2 separate regions of the Homo sapiens genome follow, and region 1 is linked to region 2. A link is a contact called in ENCODE Hi-C or POLR2A ChIA-PET data. All regions are on one chromosome and are shown on one strand. The core of a region is the stretch at or near the end of the contact, and the rest is flanking DNA. Distances in the headings are between cores, read along the strand shown. Region 1 has its middle 47 kb from the start of TIMM21. Region 2 holds the start of ZNF407-AS1 (ZNF407 antisense RNA 1).

Evidence for each region. Hi-C counts contacts between places; a loop is a spot of excess contacts on that map. ChIA-PET counts read pairs that join two places held with the same protein, here RNA polymerase II (POLR2A). Pooled maps may share reads with other maps.
Region 1: a loop to region 2 is called in a pooled map, with 8 times the contacts of the local background. The contact joins the enhancer-like site here to the promoter of ZNF407-AS1 in region 2. A Hi-C loop is called at or near these places in 9 of 50 pooled maps. POLR2A ChIA-PET finds 5 or more read pairs at or near these places in 2 of 52 experiments (activated CD4-positive, alpha-beta T cell and activated T-cell).

What each region holds. Positions count from the first base shown.
Region 1 is chr18:74,193,728-74,197,745 of GRCh38, forward strand. No RefSeq gene overlaps it. Among named protein-coding and RNA genes, the nearest start is that of TIMM21, 47 kb to the left of the region's middle. RefSeq lists an enhancer at 3,874-4,018. Within about 2 kb of position 2,769, at least 9 of the 41 ENCODE cell types and tissues checked have a DNase peak (open chromatin) inside an H3K27ac peak, as active enhancers do.
Region 2 is chr18:74,596,414-74,600,301 of GRCh38, forward strand. ZNF407-AS1 (ZNF407 antisense RNA 1) reads right to left here and starts at 1,422. Exons shown (of 2, transcript NR_024484.1): 1 at 15-1,422. It overlaps ZNF407 (zinc finger protein 407), which reads left to right and starts at 1,457. Exons shown (of 9, transcript NM_017757.3): 1 at 1,457-1,524. RefSeq lists enhancers at 1,233-1,442, 2,233-2,452 and a silencer at 1,543-1,842.

The DNA.
Region 1 (4,018 bases), core at 1,519-4,018, 400 kb before region 2:
CACCACCCCCACCCTCCCTCCATCACCCCCACTCATCCATCCCCCTCCACCATCCCCCCCTCCACGTGGATGGCTTCCATCAGCAGTTTCTCTCCTTCTTCAGGAGGCATTCCATGCAAAGGCAAGCACGAAGGCTTCCTTTCTCCTTCTTGACTGTACCCGCTCCTTGCCCCTTGCTTTTAACTTTGGATTGTTATTGGAGATTGCTCCATGGAAGCCATCCCATTCCCGTCACCAGCTGCCTCATGGTGCTTTGTCTGAACACATATCCTGTCCCTATCAGAGGTCTTTGCCAGCCTTCTGCTGTTCGAACGAAGTTGGATTGGTTGTTTCAGCTTTGATTTCTCTGCAAACGGCGAGGCTGCCCACTGTGCCAAGGCTCTGTTCCCAATGCCACCTACCAGCAGCTGCTTCCTCCAGGCCCTGGCCCTCTTGCTCCACTGGCTACTACCTAATCCTTAGTGTGGCCTGAGGAGTCCTGGAGAGGAGGAGGCAGCACCACTGTCCTCTGTTCTGCCACCTTAGCACTGAAAATCCCGGGGGGAGTTTAAAGATAACATGTCCTCCCCTGCCTCTTCATCATAGTTGAAAACCTCTCACCTAAAGTCAGAATCATTTTGAGGAAAAAAAGAAATATTATAGTAAGAAGAAATAATAATGTTCTTCACATTCCTTAATGAATTTTTTCATTGTAGATGGGCAAAGACTTGGAAAATCTCTTCTTTCAAAAAGATTTGGAAGTGGCATAGAAATATTAACATCTGAGGAGTGGCTGGGACTGCTAAGGGAGATGGTAGAATGAGAAGAGGAGAAGATCAGAAAGGAAAGGAATCAAGGTGTCCACAGGGCTGAGAAACTCACTACAGGCTCTTGGGAAGGATCTGTTTCCTTGCTCATTTGGGTTACAGGCAAATTCAGTTCCTCAAGATTGTAGGACTGAGGTCACTGCTTTCTCACTGGTTGTCATCTGGGGCCATTCCCAACTTCTAGAGGCTGCCACACTCCTGGGCTCTTGGTCTCCTTCCTCCATCTTCAAAGCCAACAGCAGTGGGATGAGTCTTTCACACTGAGAATCCCTCCTCCTCCTTTCATCTCATCTGCCTGACCCAGCCAGGAACGACTATGTGCTTCTAAGGATTCACAATGATGATGAGATAAGGTATGAACTTTGCCAAGAATCAGGTTCTTGAGTAAGCAACAGCAGCATCTGTTTCAAAATCCAGCTCCCCCAGCTACAGAGGCTGGGCTCTGACCCACACAGAAGCACTGCTCTCTCTCTCTCTCTTTTTCCCCCAACAGGGTCTTGCTCTGTCGCCTGGGTTGGAGTACAGTGGTGCCATCTCGACTCACTGATGCCTTGGCCTCCCAGGCTCAAGCCATCCTCCCACCTCAGCCTCCCAAGTAGCTGGACTACAAGTACGTGCCACCACGCCCAGCTATTTTTTTTTTTTTTTTTTTTTTTTTGTAGAGACGGGGTCTCACTCTGTTGCCCAGACTGGTCTTAAACTCCTGGTATCAAGTAATCCTCCCACTCCGGCTTCCCAAAGTCCTGGGATCACAGATGTGAGCAACAATGCCCGGCCAATGTTGCTCTCTTAACAAGCTCATTTTGGGCAAAGAGGAAACAGTGCCATGCCAGACCACAGTGGAGACTGGGGCAAAGGAAAAACCAGTATCTCTGATCGTGTCTTTACTGCAAGTGTTGACATTTTGTTAATCCTGGATATTCTGCATGGATTTTGATTTTAAAAAATATTTCTTTAAAGTATTATTTATCCAGGCCAGGTGCAGTGGCTCATGCCTGTAATCCCAGCATTTTGGGAGGCCAAAGCAGGTGGATCATTTGAAGTCAGGGGTTCGAGACTAGCCTGGCCAACATGGTGAAATCCTGTCTCTGCTAAGAATACAAAAATTAACCAGGTGGTGGTGTGCGCCTGTCATCCCAGCTACTTGGGAGGCTGAGTCAGGAGAATTGTTTGAGCTCGGGAGACAGGGGTTGCAGTGAGCCAAGATTGCGTCACTGCACTCCAGCCTGGGCAACAGAGCGAGACTCTGTCTCTCTCTCTCTCTCTCTCTCTCTCTCTCTCTCTCTGTATATATATATATATATATATATATATATATATATATATATGTGTGTGTGTGTGTGTGTGTGTGTGTGTGTGTGTGTGTATAATTTATCTTGATGACTGAGTTTTTGTCACTTCCTTTAAATTGGGTGCCCAAAGTGAGTCCTCCTCTTGCCTCCCCGAGTGCCAGAGCCCTGAGAGAAAATAAACCATTGCTGAGGAATCCAGGTATACAACTTTCCCAAATCCAGATTTATATGCTGCTTAGAATAGCAAAATCATTCCACCATACCAAAAATGGGCAATGGAACCAAAAACGTTCATAGTATTCTGAAACATACAGAGTTCTACATCTTGTCTTTGCGTCTTCCATTGATCCAAAGGAGAGAGGAGTAATGAAGATAAAGAAGACAGAACTGATTCTATTCCTTCCTGCCATGCGTTTAACTTTTCAGTACACGGCAGCAAACATGCTCAGAATGGTAGATTAATGCGTTTCATCAAAAGAGGGAGCCCTAACCTTCATTTGCTCATACCTGAGGCTTTGGCTCTTTGTTTGTCTTTGTAAATAGAGGAAGAATGTTAAGTATTCCATATGAAAGAACCAGGTATCGTTGAGTTGATTCTACTGTTTGCCTTTTGTCGTTTTGTTCTGTCTCCAAACCAATTCCCTCTGCTGGGTGGGTGAGAAGGCTTCCTGGTTCTCAGCCATCGTAACAGAAATTCAGGGTCTTCAGAGCCTAAATGACGCCTTACCCCTTCATGGCCACTAGAGGGCAACCGACACCACCATAATGAATTGATCCACCCAGGTTTATGATATTAACTAAGTTGATAATTATTTACACTATAAAGGCATTCTTTTGAGACCATTCTTCCTTTAGAATATCCTTTTAAAGGTATTTGTCTCTTTAAGATATATTTTATATAGCATTTATTTACATTTCGATATCCCCTAGTAAGTCCAATTAAATTTTAAAAAATTTGGACACAGCCTCCATGTATTCAACAAATATTTAAATATTACAGTTTGCATTCCATAAGCCTTTGTGCTAGACAATGAGGCCACAAATTTGAAAAAAGACTCAATCCTTGTCCTCAAGAATAGATGAATGGGAAGCACAAATAACTACAAGTACCAGAGCCAACATTTGCACAGGGACAGGCAGCATGGGTAAGGGAGTAATTCACTCTTTGGGGGAGGGAGAGAATTCAGCTAAACTTGTGTTGTATTTTGCACAAAAGGGATATGGCCAGTATGTAAAGTAACATGCATTTAATGGGAAAAGTGAAGCAATTGATATACTCTTAAAGTGTTTATTACTTGAAATGTTGGAAGTTTGAAATCATTCCCACTCTCTCCCAAAGGGAATATTTTGTTCATCACTGGATTTATCAGAGAAAAAAGCAAAAAGAAAGTGAGTACAAAATCCCCAAGACCTAAGTGCATTAGAAATCTCAAAGGGACTATGAAACATTCCCCTGATGTTTTTCCCCCATAAGAAGCTTAATTTGCTAAAACCCTTTCACTCCTGTAATCCCAGCACTCTGGGAGGCCGAGGTAGGCGGATCATGAGGTCAGGAGATCAAGACCATCCTGGCTAACACGGTGAAACCCTGTCTCTACTAAAAAAAAAAAAAAATACAAAAAGTTAGCCAGGAGCAGTGGCGGGCACCTGTAGTCCCAGCTACTCGGGAGGCTGAGACAGGAGAATGGCATTAACCTGGGAGGCAGAGCTTGCACTGAGCCGAGTTCACACCATTGCACTCCAGCCTGGGTGACAGAGGGAGACTCTGTCTAAAAAAAAAGAAAAAACACTTTAAAAGATATATTTTAATTTGAGAAAGAGTTTTTTAAATGTATTTTCTCCAAAAGCCACATTGTATATAGCCTGGTCCCGGAAATGCTCCTCCCCTCCCACTTGGAGAAGCCAGTAGGGCAGGAAGCT
Region 2 (3,888 bases), core at 172-2,671:
ATCCAATTACTTACAATGATTTTTTTGAGACGGAATCTCGCTCTGTCGCCCAGGCTGGAGTGCAGTGGCGCAATCTCGGCTCACTGCAGCCTCCGCCACTGGGTTCAAGCTATTCTCCCGCCTCAGCCTCCAAGTAGCTGGAATTACAGGCTCGCACCACCATGCCTGGCTAATTTCAAATTTTTAGTAGAGACGCGGTTTCCCCAGGCTGGTCTCAAAATCCTAGCCTCAAGCAATCCACCGACTCGGCCTCCCAAAGTATTGGGATTACAGGCGTAAGCCACCCCGCCTGGCCAGTGATCTTCCTAAACAGAAATCTGATCACATAACTTCCCATTACAGAGTCTAACCCTAACCCTGTGCCTACAACATAGTCAAACCTCTTTAGCAAGGCAGATGACCTCAAGCAGGATTTCACTGCCTCTTTGTCACAGCACTTAACAAGCTGTGATGTATTTATTTTTATTCGTCTACACAGGTCTTCCCTACTAGATTCTGAGTTTCAGAAGAAAGGCCTCTAACTCGAGGTTCATGAATGGACCTGCACAAGGGGGCGGACGGGCTGAAGTCCTGCCTTTTTTTTTTTCCAAAAAACCCGTATGCTGTGCCGTTAACGTTCATAAAAAAGTCCTTGTCGAACGTTTTAAACAGCCAAGGTGTTTCAGCTTTAATAAAAGCTGAAAATTTGGCAATACCAAACAGGTCACCAAGCCACAGTCCGCTTCTTGGCCTCCTCTTTGGTATCAGAGTTCGGCTAGCGGCTTCCTGTGGCCTCTTAAACAAGGACCTCATTTTGGGAGCCATTCGAGAGATTTTTTCTCATCATCTAAAGTAGCATTCTCGCCTTGCACAGCTGAAAGTCATTTCTCGAAATCGGAGCGCCAGAAGCGACAGGAGCCACTCCAGGCCCGGGGGAAGCGAGCAAAGGGGCAGCGGGCTGCGTTTGCCAACGTAGGCCTCTCGGGTCCCGCGCCGTTCTGGGCCTTCTCCGTGTTTCCGGCGCCGCCCTCGGGGTCCCTTACAGAGGGCGGGAGGCGGGTGGAGAGACGGGGCAGGAAGCAGGCGGGATCGGCCTGGGAAGAACCCGTTCTGGGACCCTCTAGAAATCCCAGACAGCCCTCCCGGGCTGACAGCGCCTGCCTTGGAGCCCGACGCGCTCATCGAATTTAGATTGACTCCTTCGGCTCTCCGTTTTCCTTCTCTAAGGGAAGGGTGGGACTTCCTATTTTATCTCTTAGCGGCTTCCGGCAAGAGCTGATGTGTTAAAAACAAGACAGCACATGGGCCTGCCGGCCACTCGGATAAAAAACAAGGAACTCGACCTGGATTGTACTAAACCAGTTCCAAGATTCTGTTTTTCGGCTGTGGCGTCCGGCGCTGCATCCACTACGGAGTCGCCTTGGAAGCCACCGGAAGTCCTTCGACGGAGAAACAGGATGTCCCGCCTCTTCCTCCCAAAGGGAAGACGGTGAGCCGGAGGAGTCAGTCAGAGGGGCGAGCAGGAGCGATTCCGTCGCCAAACAGGTAAGTTATTCTCTGGCCGGGGCGGGGGGTTTGGAGGCGGGGACCGTCCAGCGTCAGCGCGGGGCCTGGGGGCGGTGGCTTGAGGGCTCGAAGCCGGGCGGCTGGGCGCCCAGAGCCCCGTCTGGGCCCTTCGCTCTTTCTCCTCCCCCCTCCCCCCGCCTCCGCCCCTCCCTGTCGCCTTCCTTCCCGACACCCGCCCAGACTCACGCCCGGACACACACCCTCGCTCGTTCGCTCACGCTGCCTCGCCGCCCTCCTCCCCCAGGCCCCAGCTGCCGCCCTGCCCTCTCACCCGCTCGCTCCGCAGGCCGGTCCCGCGGGCAGCCTCGCTCCGCGCCCTTGCGCGAGCGGAGCTCTTGTGGACACCTCGGGGCTGCGGACCTAGCGTGGCCTCGGTTTCCCCTGCCGGGTTCGCCTGTCCGCGCAGAAACAGTCCCCCGTTCCTTCGGGACGCACCCCTGCACCGAAATCGGGCCGTTCTCGCGTGCCCGGGTTGCTCTCAAGTGGAAAACAGATGCTCCCCTAGCTGCACAGCTGCAAGCTTTAGCGTCTGGTTTCCAGCAGGGGCTCCCTGGACCGCCCGCCCACTCTCGTGTCACCCCCAGGTGCCCTGGCTGCGCCGCTGCTACTCGCGCCTTCTTCCGTTAAGCGACGCTGGTGTGGGCGGGCGGAGGGCACACAAGTGCGGTGGCCGAAAGCACCGCGGTGGCAGCGAAGGGTCCTAGCCATTCCCGACTTCAGCTCGCTTTGCGCCACTGCGGGGAGACCCGCGGCTGCCTGACACCGCTGCGGGCAGCAGTGGGTTTCTCAGTAGATGCTCACCTCTTTCCAGCCAGCTAGCACGCCCTGGGTGCTTGGCCTCCTTCTGGAGTTTAAGCTGGTGGAGGCGGGGTGCAGTGGCCGCTGACCTCTGTCGGTTGCGCTGGGTTTTGAGTAGCCATTTATTTCATTGGGGAGTTTTGGAATAGGACATCCCACATCCGTGGACACACATGTAGAATACTTTTATAAGTAATTACAGTCTTAATAGTGATTTGAGTTACAGCTTTGCAGTCTATGCCTGGTGACATCCTAGTCGTAGTATGTATCTGTTTTGTGGTGAAGTGCTGGTCCATTTAGAACACTGTAGACAGGGGCCCTAACATATACTCATCAGAACCTTATTAAGAAGAGCTTATATGTCATTTGGCATACTCACTGTGCTTCATTTAGTACAGCAATCTTGTGTAGTAGGAATTATTCCCTTTTTACAAACTGAGACTCACTTTGCTATATACAAAATTACTGCTACTGGTACAAGGTAAAGCTTTCTTCTTGCGTGACATGTAAGGCAGGTGTGATAATTGCTCACAACACAGTTGCTACTGGTGCATTTTTTTTTAAACTTTATTTCGGAATAAATTAAGATTTACAGAAAAGTTGCAAACAATAGGACAGTTCCATTGGTACCTTTTAAGCAGAGCAAAGTGGCTCCACTTCAAAAACACTGGTTCTTGCTTTATGCCAAACACCCTTCTAGGTGTTGGAAATAGTAATATACTTCCCTAGAGGATTTTGAGATCTGGTTGAATAGACACATAAATAAATATATATAATACCTTTTTCTGCTTACTAAAATAGAGATGTGGGAGCACAGTGGAAGTTACGGCTGATTGATGGTGGGGAGTGGTGAAAGCTTCTTGCAGGATATGTGATTTGAGATAGGTCTCAAGGACTAGTGGGTATTCACCTGGTTGAAGGGACATTTTCCCCAACATTCATTCCGATTAGGTTTGTTTTATTAGAGTAGAACTCGCTAATCTTAATAAAATATACTCTCCTAGTTTGATTCTTCTCTTTCTCATCTCCTTTAAGAAGGTGGTTTGTATCCCAGATAGTGAGAAGAAGCCTAGTTTCTAAATCTATGAATAGGCGAATAAATTAAGCTGTATGTTTCTAATTGATAGTTGTGACTCTTTCGACTGTAGTTGAGATTGGTTTTTTAGGAATGCACTGTGGTCCTCCACTGAGCGTTTTCCTTGCTTTCCAACTCTGATGACTAGTGGAATTAAGTAATGCATTCAGGAAACATTTACCGCATGCTTGCTTTGTGCCAGCCATTGCACTAGAGTAAAATGATGAACAAGATAGTGGGGAATATAGACAAGCAAATGCGCATTGGCAGTGCAGTCTGATGGCCTGCCCACAGAGTGTCACAGTGCCATTCATGATTCTTGGTTGTCAACCATGGCAATGGACTTGGCTGACTTAAGCAGAAAAGGAATTTATTGGAAGGCTATAGATGGCTTTCAGAATTGATGGGAAGGCTGGGGAACTGGATTCAGAAAATAGGCAGCAACCAAAAGAGGCTGGCTGGCTGGGGCC